Linked DNA regions of Homo sapiens: regions 1 and 2 are each linked to region 3. The links are chromatin contacts, found by Hi-C in ENCODE. All regions are on one chromosome and are shown on one strand. Each heading gives the region's core, a stretch centred on a gene start or an enhancer-like site at or near the end of the contact. The rest is flanking DNA. Distances are from core to core; before and after follow the strand shown. Region 1 holds the start of ERGIC2 (ERGIC and golgi 2). Region 2 holds the start of H2AJ (H2A.J histone). Region 3 holds the start of CMAS (cytidine monophosphate N-acetylneuraminic acid synthetase).

Region 1 (2,983 bases), core at 345-2,844, 7.3 Mb after region 3:
ATAAAAAATAACAAGAGCTAACATGCATTGAGTGTTTACTGTGTGCCAGGTATTGTTCTAAATGCTTTGTATGTTTCAACACATTCAATCCTCACAACCTTCCTATGAGTTAAGTATCATTATTTCATTTGGCCGATGAAGGAACTAAGGCACAGAGAGGTTAAATAATTTGACCACTATGACATTAAGAGGCAGAATTACAATAAATATTGGGAAACTATTAAATAGGATTTTTAGCAGGCACTGACTGCCTAAAAGTAACTTCTGGTAAAGAAAAAAAAAATAGCCATTTCTTTCACTTAAATCATCAATCCCCAAAGAAAGAAAATGTGTGGGTGGTTGTTGTTGTTTCCCTAACTCTCGTTGTTCCAGACTAGGCCTGATTTCCTTTGAGAGATCTTTCAAACTTGATATATTTTTATGATTTGTACCAGGAAGCCATTATAACACGCAACTGTATACTAAAGTTCACCATCATTTAAAAAAAAAAAAAAAATCCTCCTCTCTCTATCCATCCCTGCACCGCCAACCCCCACCCTCCCAAAAAATCAGAATTTTTTTCCTCATGTTTTCCACTAGAACTGGCATAATTACAACAACTTAAAGATATCAACAAACAAATTAGGTAAATAACCATGTCTTTTTTCAGTGAACAAGCCAGGCTCATTCTTTATAATTGCTGTATACTGGAGTCCAATGTATCAGGCTAGGCAATTAACTGAAATACTGAATTACAACTTCAAATGAATAAATCCTGTTTTTAACTGTAACTTTCATTGCTTCTGAAAACCAGTCTGGCAACATTTTAACAGCTATTATGCCACTTTGTCTTTAAGTCTCGGGGGCACTAAAATATAAAAGTTATTTAAACGTGTTTTCTCAAACAATGACCTGTCAACTCTATATACTACAGATAAACAAGGCTATTCTCCACCACGAGTTGACACGTTGCCTTCGGAAGGTTTCCTGCGCCGAGGAAAAGTAGTGACAGTCGAACCTGTCTCTCAGCATCTCGCCCTCCCCCGCCCCCTTCTCATTTTCCGAAGCACTGTGCGAAACTCCTTCCGGGCAAGGCCAAGACTCTTAAAGAGACAGAGGGCAACGTGCTGCCACGAATGTGGCATTTGTCTGAATGGGGGTAGGGAGTCTGACATCCGGGAGGACTGGGACTCGACCGATTGGGATCCTACTCGCCTGCGGACTGGAGAAACCACCTGGGAACCGGGCACTGTGACAAGCAAAGGGTCAGAATCAGGTGCGATCGAGGAAGCACCTGAACTCCTTCGAGTTGCAGGATAGCACACAAGCACCCGGACCTGGCAAAGGGAAGCTCCCAGTAGCATCGTTGCCTAGGGTCCTGCCAGTAACGCCCCCGTGGGAGGTGGAGCGGCTTCTCCGTCCGACCGGCTCTCTAGAGATCAATGAAGACAGGAAGCCAAGCCCATGACAGGCTCCCAGTTCCCTCAATTGCATTTACGCCCTAAACAGCCCTGGAACAACCGAGGGAACAGCACCCAGCGGTGTTTCAGTATTTTACCTTGTGTTATGGTCCCAGCCTACCGCCATGTTTCACAGAAGCCCGGGTCGCCGGGGCTCCCGCGTACCCGGAAATATCGCGAGAACAAAAGCGACTATCACAGCTGAAAACGTCAGAAAAGAGACAATGTACAGATCTCGCGATATTCCCTTTGCTTACGACGTGCTTAGGGAATGAAGAGGCGTGGTTAAGATAAAAGAGGCGTGCCTACAGGGAAATGAGGTTGCAACTTGTTTTAGGTGTAATCGCGCCGCCAGTCCGGTTCTGTTTCTATGGGAAGGGAGGGGTTACTTTCCGACTAACACTGAGACTGCAGAACGAATCTCAGCTCCTCACACCGTATTTCATTACTAATAAGAGCCTTGGGCGCAGAAATTATCCCTAACAACCCTAATGCATATCACCTGTGCAATTGTTTTGTTTCCCTCTTTCAGTTTTTGTGTCGTTTTCCCCTGACAAGAACATTTGAGCTTCCTTTTCCGCCATAGGTAACGCTTTTTATTATTTGATCAGCGTTTTTATTGTCTTCCAGGTTTTAATATCATAAGAAAGCACATATGTCTTCCTCATCTCCCTTCGCCAACACCAACTATGCCTTCAAATATTTGTTAAGAAAGAAAATTAATACCTCATCTTTTTCTACCACTTCATAGAACAGGAGTTAATAGACGGAACTTCGGAAAGAAAAGTTAAATGTGAACTCCTGGAGAGTAAACCCATTCCAGGTTCCTTTTCACCCATCTGTTACCAGATTTTATAATCAAACATTGAGATTTAAATTTTCTGATTCATTGACCTAGAAGTCTAACAACGGCATAATTATGACAACTGCTTATAATTACTGTTTAAAGGCTTTAACTGCTTTTTTAAAAAATCTGCGTATCCTCACAACACTCTTAGAAGATAATACCAGTATTTACCTGTTTTATAAATACGGAATTTGAGTCAAGGGGTAGTGAAGTGATTTACCCAAATTCAGACCGCTGGGAGAGTCAGGGAAATCTTGATCACAATACTAAACTGTGCCTCAAAGGAAAAAAATCACATTGTTTTATGTAGTGAATTAACCTTTACTGAAATACTAAATTTCACTAAATTGAATATCCCCCAAAATAAGGACTGATGAAAAGTTTCCAATGAATCAATTTTATTTTCAGACTTTCAGAGTTAGTCTAATTAAATCAATTTAAAGTTCTCACTTTCTTGACATGCTTAAGAAGTATAGTGTAGTGGGTGAAATCATAGACACTGGAGACAGGACTTCCTGGGTTAGAATTCCAGATCAGCAACTTACTAGCATGTAACCTTGACCACATTATTTCATCTCTTTGTGTCTCCATTTGCTCATCTGTAAAATGGGCATGATAATATCTCAGAGTTGTTACGAGGATTAAGTAAATTAATATACATCTAAAATGCCTTTTTTTAATCTTTGCCGTAAAGGCA
Region 2 (2,926 bases), core at 171-2,670, 7.3 Mb before region 3:
AGATTTGTATGCCCATTTATTTGGTATATCTAAGAGTTATTGGATGCTTACTAACGTATTTAATTTTCAAAACACTTTGATACAGGTAGAGGAGTCAAATAACTTATCAAAGGTCACTGCTCAGTGGTAAAGCCAGGATTTAGGCTGAGGCAGACTGGCTCCGGAAAGACCGCCTAAACCATGACAATAGCTCTGAAGACATTTATTGAGTCCCCAGTATGGGTTCATCATTGTTCTAGGCAGTAATGACATATACATAAATATTTGAAAATGTTATTTCAATGAAGTCAAATCTTTATTCGGATAGTGAGAAGGTAAATTTGCTTTACTTTAAATGTAAATGAATCCACATAAAATGTTTATTTTAAAAAGCAAGCGTTCAACATTACATCACGTATCGGTGTTAACTGTGTTACTGAAAATGTTCAGGTAAAAATGAAATGACCTCGATGAATTAGGAGAAAGTAATTTTTAATTAAAACAAAACACTTGAAACACTCTTTTTGTTTCAAAAAGCATGGGTCCACAATTCAGGTATATAAGAATAAGCTGCCATTCTGACTTTAGTCTCTGGACTCATTTACAAAGAGACCCGGGGGACCTCCACGTCTTCGCAGAGGACCCGATCCGCTGATCTGTGGCGCCCTGGCTTGCGGGGAGCAAGCCAAGGCCAAGACTTTGGCCTCTCCAATAAAACCTAGTGGCTCTTTGCAGGCCCATAGCCTCAAAGACAAAAGATATTTTGGCTAGGCGAGCTTGTTCCTCCCGTCAGCACAGGAAGCATTCACGTCTGGTCATCACTCTAGCTTCAGACTCAAAAGTGAACGATTGGCTGGCTGTGAGCCGCAGGACCCTGCGGGGAGACCAGGGTGGTCTCTACACTGTTGGGTAGCTAGCTGGAGGCAAGGCGCTTGTATAAGAAACAGTCCACGGACCCTGTCCTGGGCAGGCAGAATTCCGCGGACAGGCTGTTGTTTCGCCTAAGCAGCACGGGCTGCGGAGACAGAAACCTACCTGAGTAGTACGGTGTATTATATGAGAACATCCACTTAGCATAGCAACGTCTACGGACAACCCCTGTAGCTCTTCTTCTGGATTGTTTTCTGTTTCCAACCATGTTTTCTTATTTCCTACGAGTTTATGTGCTTGGAAGCGAGCGTGGTCGTGGAAAACCCGTAACCGCTAAATTCATCTGGGTCCCCAAAGACTGAGCCGGCTGGCCTCGTTATTTATGTGAGCGGCTATGTAAATGAGGATTCGGAGATTGCTCTATTGATTGGAGAGAGCTGGAGGAGGCGGTCTCTCTTCCAGAGCGCTAGTTGGGAGCGGAGCCTGCCTGTCATTGGTCACCAGAGCCAATGGAAAGGGGCTGCCGCGCGGCCGTAAAGAGTTTGTAGAGGCAGTTCGGGTGCGGTACGTTGCATTCCGGTACCGGACGCCGAGAGCGGTTTGTCTCCGTCTCTGGAGTTGTAGGCGAGAGGTGATCATGTCCGGTCGCGGGAAACAGGGCGGCAAAGTGCGAGCAAAGGCCAAATCCCGCTCCTCCCGCGCGGGCCTGCAGTTCCCGGTGGGCCGAGTGCACAGACTGCTGCGCAAAGGGAACTACGCGGAGCGAGTGGGCGCCGGGGCGCCGGTGTACCTGGCGGCGGTGTTGGAGTACCTTACGGCGGAGATCCTGGAGCTGGCTGGCAACGCCGCGCGTGACAACAAGAAGACCAGGATAATTCCCCGCCACCTGCAGCTCGCCATCCGCAACGACGAGGAGTTAAACAAGCTGCTGGGCAAAGTGACCATCGCTCAGGGCGGCGTCCTGCCCAACATCCAGGCCGTGCTGCTGCCCAAGAAGACGGAGAGTCAGAAGACGAAGAGCAAATGACCCTGACGCCGCCCTCAGGGAGCTGGCTCCCCCAGCAAAGGCCCTTTTCATGGTCGTCCCGCAATGCTTTTGAATGTGCTGGATGTCATGGAGGGCCGGTGACATCTAGCGGGGAGGTGGGCGGCGAGGGTCCCGGCGGGAGCCAATAAAGTTGGTGAAAATCGTTTGGTCGAGAGAGCTGTGTAGTCGCGGGGACATGTCGGATGGCCCCAGGGGAGGGGGGCGACCGGGAAACCCCTGGAGCAGGCACTGGTGGGTGGGCTTGAGCCACTCTGGACGGCTTTAGTCCGCAGGTCACCCTCGAGGCGTCAGGGGAGGGTGGCCTGGAGGTGGGCAGGGTGGAAGCCACCTCGCTGTCAGTAGGGCAAAGGGGAGGCAGAGTCGGTGCGGTGAGGCCTCCTTCGGAATTATTTTTACTTCCCTTTCACAGAGCCTTCGCTCTCCTGCCAGTTTGTGAGCACTCAGGACCAAGTTCTGGGAAGATACCGTCGGATCGAGCTGAGCTCGGGGCAGGAAGTGTCTGCGGCCATATTTTTCAAAAAGTGGAGTAACTTTCCGTCTTGGAAGGGTGGCTCTGATGGCACGATGTCAACTTGAGATTCTTCCTAGCCTAGTAGCTGCTGTGCTTTCATGCTTTGGATATCAGATATCTTTATATAGCACTTTTATGTTCATATTTTTTTTTTAATGAAGGAAACGTTCAATAAGTGAGTCATGAGGTTGGAAATTCGTTCCCCTGACAGTCATATTGCATAACATTGCAGCGCCTTTAGTCGTGGGTTACATATGCTTGAGCTTTTAAAGTGATGTTGTCAAGTTTCTAGCTTCATAATGATCCTGTCTTCATCATATCATATTCACTTTGAGAATCGGTTTGACTTTGCTTTCAAACAAAACAAAAACCTCTTGCTTTTAGGGGTTCTTACCCAACAAATAACCTGTTTGAACTCTCTTATATTCTCCCACTAGCCTGAAGCAATGACCTCATTCCAGTAATGTCTTTGGGAGTTGCATTGCCTAATGGCACAATATTGCTTTAATAAACATGTA
Region 3 (3,094 bases), core at 224-2,723:
AGAAGGCAAGCCGACACACTACAATCCATTCTTTCTGTTTGTATCAGCCTCCATCTCAGAAATGTAAAAGACTCTACTTCCAAATATAGGCTTGCAAACATGCTGAAAGACAAAATGCATGCTAGGTCAGAGATGCCTGCTTTAAAGTCTCTTTTTTTTTTTTTCCTAAGAGAGGTGTGTGTGGGTGTATGTCTTTGAGCCTCTTGGCTGGATCAGGGTTTAAATGCTCAGGCGTGGCGGCTCATGCCTATAATCCCAGCACTTTGAGAGGCTGAGGCGGGCAGATCACTTGAGGTCAGGAGTTCAAGACCAGCCTGGCCAACCTGGTGAAACCCCCAACTCAACTAAAAATACAAAAATTATCTGGGTGTGGTGGTGCCCCTCTGTAATCCCAGCTACTCAGGACGCTTGAGAATGGGTGGCAGAGGGTTGCAGCGAGCCGAGATTGTGCCACTGCACTCCAGCCTTCTGGGGGACACAGTGAGAATCTGTCTCAAAAAAAAAAAAGAGTTTAAATGATGCCTCCAGAATTCTTTCTCTTTAATCCCTACATGTCATTGTTCTGCTTCCTCAGGGAGAACATCAGTCTTCCAGCCCATTTCAGAACAGCAAAGCCCCCCTGCCGCCCTACCCTACCCTTGCCCTGAGGCTTCAGGTTAACAAGGTCCTTAGCACCCAGTCAGCACGAGAAAGATCCTTTCTTTCCAAGACTCTCTGGAAAGGACTCCAGTGGGCTCTGCTTGGTCATATGCCTGTCCCTAGACCACAGGTGTGTTAAGGAAAATGGGGTGCGTAGATGGACCAGCTTGGGTCACACACAGTGCAGAGAATGTGAGGGAAACCCTCACCGGATGAGAGAGGGATCAATTCCTAAAAGGAAAAGATTTTTAGCAGACAACAAAACAAAACCAAAAAACCAAGTGTCGGCCACACTAGAGGTGACCAGTAAAGCTGACTTCCAAATTTCTGCTGCTAGGGAATGCTGATGTCGATCAAAGTGCGGAGAGCATATGAAAAATGGAGTTTTTAAAACGTTGAGTTTAAGGCGCCTGTAGGATATTTGAATGAGCTGGTCAGTAATTTCTTGGAAAAAATGACCCAGGGGCATTAAAAAAAGGTGTATGTTTAAAATGTACATTTTAAAATATAAAATGGATTCGTGTCAGGGTGCATCAAGGTATGCAACGGGAAACCCACCACAATTCTAAAGTGGGGAAGTTCTTCAGCAATTATAAATACTTTTTTTCTTTTTTAATTTTAGAAATTTACAGACACTTGCAAGCACCCCAAAAGCCGCACTTCCTCCAAATATCTCTGGACTCCCACTGCTTGACTTAGTTTTGGGGTCACCTCATCAGAGCCTACTTGGCCTACTGGCCCCAGACGAGGCGGCCGCGGACTACAATTCCCAGCGAGCACCGCGAGGGGCGGGGGAGGGGGCGGGGCGAGGGACGGCCGCGCGCGCCAGCTGCCAGGCGGGGATCGGGCGGCGCCGAGCTGAGGTGGTGAGGGACTAGCTCCCGGATGTGGAGAAGCTGGGGAGAAGGCGTGGGAGGAAGATGGACTCGGTGGAGAAGGGGGCCGCCACCTCCGTCTCCAACCCGCGGGGGCGACCGTCCCGGGGCCGGCCGCCGAAGCTGCAGCGCAACTCTCGCGGCGGCCAGGGCCGAGGTGTGGAGAAGCCCCCGCACCTGGCAGCCCTAATTCTGGCCCGGGGAGGCAGCAAAGGCATCCCCCTGAAGAACATTAAGCACCTGGCGGGGGTCCCGCTCATTGGCTGGGTCCTGCGTGCGGCCCTGGATTCAGGGGCCTTCCAGAGGTGCGCATGTGCGAGAGTGGGCGGCGCGGCCTGGGCGGGGGTCGGGAGAGGGAGTCGGGCTGCTGGAGGGGCTGGGGCCTCCGGGGCCACCGCTCTTGGAAGGGGGCCATCTCTCATGCCAGGGATGTGCAAGATCCGGGGTGCCTGGGGCCGGGCTGAGAGCCCAGGAGGAAGGGCTCCAGCTCCTTCCTTGTTCCGTAGCTGCCAATGGTCATAACCTGGGACAGTTCCTGTCTCCGCCCTTGAGAATCATCCGTAAAAGGGGAGATTACACCTCCCCAACCGTCCCCTCCTCCCGGGTTGACCTTACGGGGAAAAGTAAAGGAGGCCACCCCGGTGCAACATCTGTGATAATATGTGAACTTCTTTGGATGGGGGCCATCGAAGCTCCCCTGTTGCTCAGCCTCTGATAACTGCTTGGTGCTGCTCGATTAGGGAGGCATCAGGTTCATGAATGGAGTTGAGTGTCGGGGTGTCAGAGCTGAATTTCAAGCTCAGCTTGGAGATCTTTTCCTAACCTTTGAAAAATACTCCAGCTATCTTCCTGTGAGTCAGCACAATCTAGAAAACTCCCTACATTTATAAATACGTGAGACTCAGTGGGAAGGTGTACAACTGACTGTTTTATGATATATTAATACTTACAAATCATTTAATCATACCTTTGGAACCTCGCCTGCCCTATGGACAGTTTTAATTATGCGTAATTTAGATACATTGCCAAATTGGTCAGGAGTTACAAGCTGATGTTATTCATAAAAGAAGGGAGATCGAATTCTGTGCCAAGAATGAATTTACACATATAGCTTCAACCTAACTACATTTGAATGTGTTGTTATTGTGGAAATTAATTTATGTTAACCTTTTGATGTTTCGATTTTTAAAGAGATGACTGTTTTTGAAGTCATCTCTTTTTCTTTTTGAACCTATATTTGCTTACCCATATTAATATATGGGTAAATGATTTTCATTTAACCAGTCTTGTTCAAAAACGGGAGATGCCAAAAAAGTATAAATATACTAATTTTCTTAATGTTTCAACCCAAAAGAAGTCCTGGATGGACCAAGGCAAATAGGAGCCACCACTCAGAAGATAACACTAGTGCAATAGGAAGTGTGCGAAGGAGAGATAGGGAAGGACCTGGGGATTTTGTTCAATTCAGTAGCTATTTACTGAGCCCTAATTTCTGCTATACATGTCCAAGGGAATACCAAGATGATTGGGACACAGTTTTTGTCCTTGTGAAGCTCACAAACTTTGGGATATTTTTACAT

Evidence for each region. Hi-C counts contacts between places; a loop is a spot of excess contacts on that map. Pooled maps may share reads with other maps.
Region 1: a map of B cell shows a loop between it and region 3 (32-fold over the local background). The contact joins the promoter of ERGIC2 here to the promoter of CMAS in region 3. A Hi-C loop is called at or near these places in 2 of 168 maps with a recorded cell type or tissue (B cell and naive thymus-derived CD4-positive, alpha-beta T cell) and 7 of 50 pooled maps.
Region 2: a loop to region 3 is called in a pooled map, with 4 times the contacts of the local background. The contact joins the promoter of H2AJ here to the promoter of CMAS in region 3. A Hi-C loop is called at or near these places in 4 of 50 pooled maps.

The regions. Positions count from the first base shown.
Region 1 is chr12:29,379,578-29,382,560 of GRCh38, forward strand. ERGIC2 (ERGIC and golgi 2) reads right to left here and starts at 1,595. Exons shown (of 14, transcript NM_016570.3): 1 at 1,538-1,595. RefSeq lists an enhancer at 1,158-1,327.
Region 2 is chr12:14,772,985-14,775,910 of GRCh38, forward strand. H2AJ (H2A.J histone) reads left to right here and starts at 1,421. Exons shown (of 1, transcript NM_177925.5): 1 at 1,421-2,040. The coding sequence starts at 1,487. The coding sequence ends at 1,876. RefSeq lists enhancers at 841-1,758, 972-1,181, 1,372-1,701, 1,712-1,871, 1,759-2,675 and 1 more.
Region 3 is chr12:22,044,745-22,047,838 of GRCh38, forward strand. It overlaps CMAS (cytidine monophosphate N-acetylneuraminic acid synthetase), which reads left to right and starts at 1,474. Exons shown (of 8, transcript NM_018686.6): 1 at 1,474-1,819. The coding sequence starts at 1,560. RefSeq lists enhancers at 1,291-1,585, 1,901-2,606 and silencers at 1,358-1,727, 1,371-1,598.